2 separate regions of the Homo sapiens genome follow, and region 2 is linked to region 1. Evidence: read pairs that join two places in POLR2A ChIA-PET (ENCODE). Cell type or tissue: PC-9. All regions are shown on one strand. Each heading gives the region's core, and the rest is flanking DNA. Links, peaks and the distances in the headings are about the cores only.

Region 1 (5,884 bases), core at 401-5,400:
ATTCCTTTTTCCTTTCTAGAAGAAAACCCACATTAAGTGGATTCACCGTATAGATGAAACATAGAAATCAGAAAATTAACAGCATTTATATATATAAACATAAAAAACACCAGATTTTCTAAAATTTTCCATTTTCTCTCCCACTAACAGATGGGAAGCAGTTTGATGGAGTTTATCAGAGGAAGCAGCTGCCATCCTACATGAGTGACACTAATGAGACAGGTGAAATATTCAAGAGCCCAAGACTGTCTTCAAGAAACTACTGCAGCTCTGGCAGGGTCATAGTGGGCTTGCCTGTAGGTTTGTCTTCTGCTCTAAAAATAGACTGTGTAAATACTATTTTTTATAATGATGATGACTATTATTTAGAGCTTGCCCCAGCCTCCAGGCAAATGTCCCAGGAAGAACAAAAGGACGCTTAGTATAATTAAAACAAAGAAAATGTAGAGGTGTTGGCATGTGAGAAAAGGAAGTGTTTCAACATCAGAAGCCAAGAACTATTTGTTGGATTTGATTAATAATCACTAATGTGGATTTTATTTTAAGATCACACAACAGTGTGGAGTTTTGCTTTATTCATACACACACAAAAGCAGCCAAACAGCTCTATTTATGAAAAAGTTATTACATTGCCCTTCTGGGCTTGATTGTACTTTTCCAGAAATAATTTGAAAGGGCAATTTTTCTAATCTCTGGATCTTGAAGATTCAGGATCGGTGTAATTCAGATCAACTCAGCGGATATGAATTAAGTTTGGATTAGATGTCAATATTAAGTTTAAATTAAGTTTATATTAGATATTTAGATGTCAAACATTGAGAACACAAACATTGTGTGTTTTTGCGTGTATATATAATTTATAATTTTCAGGAGCCCAGGAAGTAATAGGCAGAATTAAAACACTGTGAGATACATTCTAGGAAGAGGAAATAGCAGGTATAAAAGCAGATAGAAGTGATAAAATATCTCAAGTTAAAGAGCAGAGAGAAATGCAGCAGAAAGAACAAGTAAAAGCAGATTATAATTTGGCCATATGAGTTCTGCAGAGAATGTAAGACTCTGGTCTAGTGTAATGGGGAGCCACTGAAGAGTTTCAATAAAGGGATTCCGTGATCATAGTTGTCTTTTGGAAAGGTCACTTGGGCTGCAGGATGGACAGCGAATTAGATAGGCTAGATATGAAGGCAGGGAGATCAGCCAGAAACCTGTTGAAATAACTGTGCTGAAAACTGATAAGGGGTTGATCTGGGCAGTGGCTGAAGGGGGGATAATAAAGAAGATATAATAAATATGAATTCTAAAGATAGCAAGTTTCCTCCAAGTATCACTATTCTAAGGCATTTCTCAAGTAGTTACAGGGTTAAAAGGCAAACACAATAGGCTGCAAACCATGAATATAGCCATTTATGTGGCTGTCGCATGTAGTAATGAGCATTTAAACATAAAATATTAATATAATATTAGCATAACTTACGAAGAAACTCTACAGAGTCAACCATTCTGTTTGATGATAATTTTAACACTGTGTTATTACTGAAATTGTATTTTTCAGCTGCCAAAGATTAGGATCAACTGACCTATGAAAAAGTATCAGTGGATCTGGACTTGAAACAGAAGTCACTTGTTGAAACTTTTCAAATAAGAGAGAAAGAAAGAGAGATAGAGACAGAGTGGATAATACGAAAGAAACCTGGCCTATGTCTGAATCAAACCTTCCCACTTGCTTGCTAATATTTTCTGAAAAGCAAAGAAAGTATTTGCAAAGGAAAAGAAGAAGATTGATTGTCCAAATAATTCAAGAATTGGTCCTAAACTATGAGTCATGACACCTGTATTTTAAGTTATTGGCTGTGGCTGTAACTCAGTTGATGACTTGAACAAGTCACATCAAGCCTTAATTTCCAGGCTATAAATGGGTATAGTCATAAGTGACCCCTACTTACCTGTTTGTGTAGCTGAATAGATGACTAGGATATGCCTGTTAAATGCTCTAAGCCTCTGCTCAAAGGCTCCCATATAGGTGTCATTACTTCATTGGCGGTGATTTTGGAGACTGTGAGCTTTGAAAGTGGTGAGTTTGAGTCCCCTAAAGGGGCAGACTCATTTTGTCAAAGGTGCCAACAATAGATGCAGTCAGCAATTTCTTGGGTTTACCTGGCCAGCCAAAGAATGAGATCAACTGACCTACAAAAAAATATCAGAAGATTTGGACTTATAAGAAAAAGAAGAAACATGCTGAGAGTCTGCAAATCAGAGAGAAAGAAAAAAGAGACAGAAAGAAAAGAAAAAAATTTGTGGGTGAAAATAACTATAATCACTTTTTAAACTTGGTAGCTGGGTAATACGATTTGAATCTGTGTCCCCACCAAATCTCATGTCTAATTGTAATCTCCAGTGTTGGAGGTGGGGACTGGTGAGAGGTGATTAGATCATGAGGGCAGGGCTCTCATGAATGGTTTAGCCCCATCCCCTCTGTGCTGCTCCCATGATAGTGAGTGAGTAACTTCTCAGGAGATCTGGATGTTTTAAAAATGGGTAACACCTCCTTCACTTTCTCTCTTACTTTTTCTCTGTCCATGTAAGACATGCCTGCCTCCCTTTCACCTTCAGCCATGGTTGTAAGTTTGCTGAGGCCTCCCCAGAAGCTGGGCAGATGGCCAACATCATGCTTCCTGTACAGCCTGCAGAACTGTGAGCCAGTTAAACCTCTTTTCTTTATAAATTACCCAGTCTCAGGTATTTCTGTGTAGCAATGTGAAAACAACTAATACGCTGGGTTACATCAGGCACTGGGCTAGCTACTCATTAATTGTCTGCACATTCATGATCTTAGTAATATTTCTATCTAGCACAGAGTAGGCCCTCAATAAACATTAGTTGCATAAACAACTCCTTGTGGCAAGTCCTGTTACAATCATTTTATTTATGAATGTGAGAAACAAGACTGAGGGCAATTAAATAACCTGCTCAAAGTCAACTGCTGTTAGGTGTGAGGAGGGGCCCAGATTTACATCTGGACCACAATGCCAAGTTCCTACATGGTTCCTCTAACTTCCCTGCCTCCACTTTCCTTCCCTATTATCACTGTGTCACCAGCGACCCTTACAGTTCCTGGGCTATGTAATTTTTCTTCATTGTTGGCTGTCATTTGACTCTGTTTTTCCAGATCCTGAGAATTCATCCCCCACTTCTCTTTTTGGGGGAGAAAGGTGGATGGTGCTGTTTATACTCTTCCCCACCTTGGAAGTCAACATATGTATTATCCAGATTTGATACATATCAGAAATCTACTCTAAATAGAATGCTCTTTACATCCAGCATTGGGGGCTCTTGTCAAACAACTGGCAGGAACCAAGTCAGGTCTTTGACATTCATATGGGGGAAGAACCCACAACATTCTTTCTGCTTTATTAATGTAAGTTTATAAATTGTTGGTAAAAACCTAAAGAAATGCAAGGCCAGATTAAATGATTCACTCAGTCAATTGGCATTTGTTAAATATTAATTTTTTAATGTATCAGGTGCTCTTCCAGGTGTTGAAGAGATACAAAGACCAATAATAAAGCATAAATCCTGGCCTCAAAGAGCTCATAGTCTATTTGGGAGGCACATAGAGTTGCTGTTCACTCTTAGAAGATTCTATATTTGTGATATTGCCTACTCGTTAAAATTTATTCATAACCCCAAAATCTATACTCTTATTGATTTTGTGATCTCTAGACATGCACCAAGCATGAAACACTTGAGGCACCCAGACATGCATGTTCCAAGCTGAGGTCCAACAAGACCGTGTTCTGCCTTCCTGTTTCAGCTTTCATACAGTGTCCTTTTTGTGATCTATTTAGTGCTACACTTCTTTCACATTTTTGTACTTGTTGACAGTGATTTCACCATTTAAAATGACCTCTGGGGGCAAGGCATGGTGGTGCACGCCTGTAATCCCAGCACTTTGGGACGCCGAGGTGGGCGGATCACAACGTCAAGAGATCGAGACCATCCTGGCCAACATGGTGAAACCGCGTCTCTACTAGAAATAGAAAAAAGTTAGCTGGGCATGGTGGTGCACACCTGTAGTCCCAGTTACTCTGGAGCCTGAGGCAGTAGAATCGCTTGAACCTGGGAGGCAGAGATTGCAGTGAGCCGAGATCACACCACTGCACTCCAGCCTGGCAACAGAGTGAGACTCCATCTTAAAAAAAAAGACCTCTGAGCACAGTGCTGAAGTGTCATCTAGTGTTTCTAAGCACAAGAAGGCTGTGAAGTTCCTTACAGAGAAAATACATGTGTTAAATAAACTTCGTTCAGGCATGAGTTATAGGGCTGTTGACCATGAGTTCAATATTAATGAGTCAATATTGTACATTAAATAAAGTATCTTTAAACAGAAACACACATAAAGCAAGGTTATGTGTTGATTAGTTGACAAATATGTGACCAAAGCCTTGCAGGAACTTAACCCTACATTTCCCCAAGAAGCTATCGCTCAGCATTTATTCAGTGTTTAAGATGACTTTATAGAATATAGCTACTGCACATAAAAAGAATCAACTGTTTAGAAACTTATCCAATCATCACAGCTTGGTGAGTGCTCCTGTAGACGTGTGAGTGCTATTCTTTGGAAGCGCACAGGAAAGATCAATCGACTTGGTCTTGGAGAGTTGAAGGAGTCATTATAGAGGGGTTGCTTTTGAATCAGGTTTCAAAATAATGAGTAGAAACTCAAAGAATGGACCAAGTGGAAAGGTCATTCAAGACAGTGGCGAATCGTGTGCAGAGGAAGGAAGGTCTGAAAGAGCCTGACATGCTCAGTGATTAAAAAGCAAGTAAAGTCAGAGTGCTTAAGTCGTGTGCTCCAACTCAGCCACAGGCAAGGGTTTCCAGCCATTACAAAGTTTCTCTACACAGTTTGGGCTGTGATTTTTGCAACAAGGAAGTGTGCTTCATGTCAGCTGTGAAAATTGGCTCAATGTTCATAATCAAATCTATTATGCTCCCTCTGAAGCCTAGTCCATGTTTCCGTAGAAACCCCTAGTTACATAAAGGGGCCCCGGCCAGCAATTGGCAAGAAAACCCACCACCTTTGTAAGACATTATAGTAATGCCAGGGAGAAAACATTATATAATTTCTGCTGGAGATTAGTGGGCTTGGAGGGCAAAAATAAAGATTCATTCCTTGCAGAGCAGTAAGCAGAGAGCACTACAGGGCCTCATGACACAGGATCCCTCCGTCTCCCTGCCATGTCCTTATCTATGAATTAACCCACTAGCCAGTGGGTTAATAAGCACTTTAACACAGTTTGTAATGAGCACTTCCTACATGCTCAGTCCAATTCAAGGCACCACGAGGCCACAAACACACACACACACACACAACACTTCACATATTTTTTCTTTCACAGCTACAAAGCAGTTTATAATAGCCTTCACATCACCCTTCTTAGGTAGATTTTATTACTCCAATTTTATGGAAGAGGAAACAAAAACACCAAATGATAAAGTATCCAGTGAGTGGCAGAATTAGGATTTATGTTTGGCTTTGACTTCAAATCTATGGTTTCATCTGTGTCTCGGGAAAAAAAAAAAAAAGTCCCTGTCCTTGAGAAGCTTGTGCATGTGAAAAGTCCTGCATGCCACTCCTGAGAAACAGCTGTCACAAGTGATGTGTCAGAGGAGTAAGTGGCTCAGACTGTCAATTTTATAGAAATATTCAGAGGACAGAAGTTTGAGCCCAAAGTATCACACTGTCTCCAAGGCGCATCACTAGCATCGGAAGAAATAATTTTTGGTAGCTGAGATGGCAGAGGTAGGTATGTCAGCAAAAGTCCAGAAGCAGAAAGGATCCTTTGAAGAGACAAGGGAGTCAGGTGGTAAAGGGAAGTTGCTG
Region 2 (5,884 bases), core at 445-5,444, 93 kb after region 1:
CAGTCTACCTACCAGACCCCAAAAACAGCTACTGATCAGGTCTGACTTACATTGTAAAAGTCTAATTTAGCTAATCTATAAGTTTTTTAAGTTCATATAAATAGAATCATACAGAATATGCTTTTTTGTATGTTTTTCACTCAATATAATGTTTTTGACATCCAGCCATGTCATTACATGTATCAATAGTTTATTTCCTTTTTGTTATTGAATACTCTTCTGTTGTATGACAATTCGTTTTCATTTTCCTGTTGATGATCATATGGGCTATTTCCCGTTTGGGGCTATAATTAGTAATTGTGCTATAAACATTCTTGTAGAATATTTGTGGGCATTATATTCCTTGGGTAAATACCTAGGAGTGGAATTCCTCGGTGATAGAGTAGTTCTATGTAACTTTTCAAGAAACCAAAGCAACACAATATACCCTTGTAAAAAACTTATACATAGCATATGTACCCACTGGATCTAAAATAAAAATTAAAATAATAATAAACATGCTTATACATACAAAAAAAAAAGAAACTGTGAAACAGCTTTCCAAATGAGATGTGCTATTTTACATTCCTGCCAATAACTAAGCAACTCCAAGTGTTCCACATCTTCTCCAACATTTGGTATTGTCAGTCATTTTCCTGTTAGCTGTTCTAGCAGTGGTGGGGTAGCATCCCATGGTGTTTTTAATTTGCATTTCCATAATAACTGACAGTGTTGAGCTCTTTTTCATGTGCTTATTGTATAGTTGCTTATCTATTTAAGAAAATATCTTGTCATGTCTTTTGCCTAGTTTTAATTAGGTTGTTCGTCTTTGTATTGGTAAATTGTAGGAATTCTTTATTGTACTTTGTATACATGTGTTTTGTAAGCTATATCTTGCAAATATTTTTACCTAGTAGGCTTACCTACTTATTTTCTTATTGATATCTTTTCATGAATGGAAGTTTCAAATTTTGATGAAGTACAGTTTATAATTTTTAAATTTTATGCTAAGCACTTTCTGTATTCTAAGAAATTATGACCTATACCAAGGTCACAAAGATATTTTGCTTTGTTTTCTTCTGAAAGCTGTATTGTTTTAAGCTTTACATTTAGATCAGTGACTGATCTTCAACTAATTTTTGCATATGTTGTGAGAAAGGTATTAGGTTTATTATTTTTTCATAGTCCATAATATTGTAGTAGCACAGGTGGATTGCTTTAATGTCCATTTTGTAAATTTGCTAATTGTAATATGTGTGATATGGGCTACTTCAGGACTCTCTGTTTTCTCTGATTACTCTATTGATCTACCTTCTCACCAATTAATACCAAATATAACAAACAATAGGTCTTAGAGTCAAGAAAGAGTAAGTCTTTTAACTCTTTTGGAAGACTGTTTTGGCTATTCTAACTCCTTTACTTTTCTAAGTAAATTTTCTAATTAGTCCTTAGTTTCTACAATAAAAAATTCTACTGGGATATTGATTATAATTGCATCAAATCTATGGAACAATTAGGGGAGAATTGCCATGTGTGTAATATTGATTTTTCCTATCTGTGAATATAGCACATCTTTCCTTTTATTTATATATCATTTAATTTTACTCATTAATAGTTTACAGTTTTTAATATAAAAGTGCTGCCCATCTTTTGTCAAATATACCCCTAAGCATTTTATATTTTGATTATACCAGCTTTTTTATGGTTAGTGTTTAACATGGTATATATTTTCCCATTCTTTTGCTTTCATCCGTTTATGTCTTTATCAATATAGTGTGTTTCTTGTAAACAACATATAGCTGGTCCTAGCTTTTTCATCCAGGCTGATAATATCTGCCTTTTAGGCTGAGCACAGTGGCTCATACCACCATACCTTTGGGAGGCTGAGGCTGGCAGATTGCTTGAGCTCAGGAGTTCAAGGCCAGTCTGGGCAACAAAGCGAGACCTCATCTCTACAAAAAATACAAAAATTAATTAGGCATGGTGGCATGCACCTGTAGTCCCAGCTACTCAGGAGGCTGAGGCAGGAGGATTGCTCGAGGCCAGGAGGTGGAGGCTGCAGTGATCTGAGATCACACCACTGCAGTTCAGTCTGGATGCTAGAGTGAGACCCTGTCTCAAAAAAAAAAAAACTTCCTTTTAATTGAATACTTAGTCCATTTACATTTAATTAATGTTTACATATATGTTTAATTAATGTTTGTATTTGAGCTTAGTATTTGAGTCAATACAATTAATTATTGTATTGCATTAATCAATGTTTATATTTGAGTCTATCTTGGTGTTATGTCTATTTGTCATATTTGCCTTCTTTTTTTCTTCATGTTTTTCTGATAAATCAAACTGTTTGGGATACTCTATTTTGGTACTGTATTTTGTCTTTTCTGTTGACTTTTTAGTTGTGTCACTTTTTGCTTGCTTTAGAGATTATAATATAGACGATTGTGATCTGCCTTCAAAATCTATTCTTTACATAGTAAAGAAATTAAGAACTTATCACAGTATACCTGCAAATTAACACCTTTTCACTTTGTGCTTTTGTTATGTATTTTGCTTCTATATATGCCATAAGCTTCTCAATGAAATGTGTTTTTTTATTTTAAATTGTCAATTATCATTTAAGAGAGAGAGAGAGCGAGTGTGTGTGTGTGTGTGTGTGTGTGTGCATGTGCATGTGATTTTAATAAGGCCTTCATATTTACTTGCATATGTATTTACTTGTTCTGGTGTTCTTCATTCCTTCTCACATAACAAGGTCTCTCTGGTGTCATTTTATCCAAGTCTAAAAAACTTATTTTAATGTTTCTTTTAGTTCAAGTCTATTAGAAACAAATTCTTTGAGCTTTTATCTGTCTAAATATATTGCTATCTAACTTTCATTTTTAAAGGATACTTACATAGAGTTCTAGATCCACAGGTTTGGGGGATTTTGGAGTTGCAGTTATTGTTTGCTTTGTTTTTCTTAAAGCACTTGAAAGAAGTGATCCCATTGTCTTCTGGCTTTCATTGTTTCTGATGAGAAGCCATTTTTATCATTGCTCCCCTAGATGTAATATGCTTTTCTCTGGCTGCTGTCAATAATTTATCTTTATTTTTGTTTTGTAGTAGTTTCACTATGATGTGCCTGGGTATGTTTTCTTTGTAATTATCCTGTTTATGGTTCTCTAAGTTTCCTGGATCTATGAATTAATACCTGTCATTAATTTTGAACATTCTTGCTTATTATCTTTTCAAATGTCTTTTTCTGTTTTCTTCTTCTTCTTCTTCTTCTGGGACACCAATTATATAAGTAAGGTGATTTGACATTGCTTCACAGATCTCAGATACTCTGTTCTATTTTTTAAATTCTTTTTTTCTTTGTATACAGTTTGTATAATTTTTATTGGTCTGTCTTCAAGTTTACTGATACTTTCTACTAATGATAAATGTATCAAGGAGCTTATCATTAGTAGAAACCATCTAATGTGGAATTTTTCATTTTTAGCATTTCCCTTTTCAATGGCAAAAACAGCAATTACTTTTGCACCAACCTAATAAATAGTCTCAAAGGATTTTCTGAAATTTTCCATTTTTACCATACATTATTCAACATTATAGATTCTTTAACATATTTTTATAGTTATTTTAGGATCCTCGTCTGTACATTTCAACCTCTGGACTATCTCTAGACTCTATTATTAATCTTTACTTTTCTGGTGATATTTTCTTGCTTTGTGTTTGTTAATTTTTTTCCTTTGCTTTTTTTGAACAAATGCCAGGCAGCAGAACAGTGATGACTGATGTGAATAATACGTGCACTCAGAAAATCACATGCCTTTTCTTCTGTCAGTCCACTAGTGGGGTTGAGTCCATCCAATCTGGATCTGGGCTACACTGTTGCTTGTTATACGTGGTTCACTGTAAATTTCAGATTTGAGGGAAGGATCAAAGCAGGCCCTTTACCAGAGCTGGGGATCTGAAGAGTTTGTCTCAGTTTTCCTGTCACATCTTCAGGCTTCAGAAGGCCCTCCAGAACACCTGATTCTCAGGATGGCGTTTCTCAACCTCCTTGGCCTCACCAGGCAGACAGTTGTTCTTTACTTACTGGAGAGTGGCTGGTGGCTTTCTCTTCATTTTTCTGCTCTGTCTACCACAGCAGGCCTGGCATGGTGGGCCCTAGAGGGCACCTTCCCAATGCTCCTCCCCTCCCGCAGTCATAGATGGCCACACTTCACCCTTAGATAAGACTGAGAGTGTAGGAGCATTTCTCTTGTGTATCTTCCCCTGACCCAGAGGGTTTCTGTCTTAAAATCTTTTTTCCTTTCTTGTTCTCAACTTCTTTTGTTAGCACTTGGTGAAGGTTCATGGAAGAGACTTTGCAGGCTGACATAGACTGTCCTTCTGCCTGGAGCTCCCAGGGCCTCTCAGCTTTCATGACACTTCACACTCTTCTTTTTACAGTGTGTGAAGATGTCAGCTATTTTCTTGTTACCTGCATTTATGGCAGCTTTCTCCTTTTACCATTTCTCTGTCAAACTTGAAATCACCTGTGGTGTCATATCTCCTAGGAAAGTCTTGTCACCTTATGGATTATAATTCATTAAAGACTTTTGCAACCTCAACTTTCTTATAGTCAAAAATAACAAGGATTTTGTAGAGTATCTAACTTGTTTTCTTGTTAGGGTGAGCGCAATATTCTTTGTGAATTTTACTTCTTTTTAAAAAATATGAAAATGTGTTACATATTTATATCTAAATGTGTTACAGATATATATCTAAATTAACATTATTTTGTATCATCTAATATATAGTATGTATAGATATTTCTCTGATTTTCTCAAATGGCATTTAATAGGTTTTTTTACCTTAATAAGAATTGAAATGAATTCACAAAATATATTGGATTATGTTTCTTTTCTTTTTTATTATGGTAAGAAGACTTACCATGAGATCTACCCTCTGATCAGATTTTAAGTGTATAATACAGTATTTTTAACTGTAGGCAAGTTGTTGTAGCATAGATCTCTAGAACTTATTTATCTTGCATAATGGAAACTTTATACCCATTGATTAGCAACTACTCATTTTCCCTTCCCCATGCCCAGGAAACCACCATTCCACTCTCTGTTTCTATGACTTTGACTCCTTGAAGTACCTCATGTAAGTGGAATCATGCAGTTTGTGTTTTGCTGTTACTTGTTTATTTTGCTTAGCATAATATCCTCAAGGTTCATTCACGTTGTTGCATATGGCAGGATTTCCTTCTTTTTTTAAGACTGAATAATATTCCATTGTATGTATAGTCTACATTTCCTTTATCTGTTTATTTTAAATGGAAACAACTCAATACTTTTGGTTCAATTTTTCACATTATCATAAAAGGGGTATTCTACGTGCTAAGCTTCTGCTAGTCGTGGTGTGAATAGCTGCAAGTTTACACTCTACTGGAGGAGGCAGACATAATGACCAACATCAATAATGCAATATTGGTAAATGCTGTAGCAGGGACACGACCTGTGCTCCAGGATTCATAGGAGAGAATAACTAATTTGATCTGAGAAAAGATAGAAGAGACAGTTGCAGGAGGACAATCCTGGGAAGATTTCCAAGACAGGGTGAAATAATAGCTTCGACGATGCCATATTTTACATCTTCCTTTCTGAGAAACTTTCTTAGCTTCCACTTACGTTGTTCCTGAAAAAAGTCTCTATATTCAATGCCATTTAGCTCTCACTGCATGATGACTTTTATTATACTGTTTTACTAAATTGTTACTGATAGTTCGTAACTTTCACTTTAGGATGTCAGTCTTATTTTATTAATTACTTCATCCTCCGCATCACCTGTCACTGTGGTAGGCATATAACAAGTACCCAATAAATGCTTTCTGAATCTAATGATCCTGTCCTCACCCTCCTAAGGTCCT

Evidence for each region. Peaks named below come from ENCODE experiments on the same cell type or tissue, not always from the same donor. Only the 100,000 strongest peaks of a DNase experiment are listed, where the experiment ranks them.
Region 2: POLR2A ChIA-PET joins it to region 1 with 6 read pairs; 2 of 35 experiments call an interaction of 5 or more read pairs at or near these places.

Annotation. Positions count from the first base shown.
Region 1 is chr2:16,668,680-16,674,563 of GRCh38, reverse strand. No RefSeq gene overlaps it. Among named protein-coding and RNA genes, the nearest start is that of CYRIA, 5.8 kb to the right of the region's middle. In PC-9, for the core only: no CTCF peak of the experiment used is centred there; a DNase peak (open chromatin) is centred at 2,683; H3K27ac peaks cover 508 bases.
Region 2 is chr2:16,576,180-16,582,063 of GRCh38, reverse strand. All of the region lies in intron 3 of CYRIA (CYFIP related Rac1 interactor A), which reads left to right. Among named protein-coding and RNA genes, the nearest start is that of CYRIA, 87 kb to the left of the region's middle. In PC-9, for the core only: no CTCF peak of the experiment used is centred there; no DNase peak of the experiment used is centred there.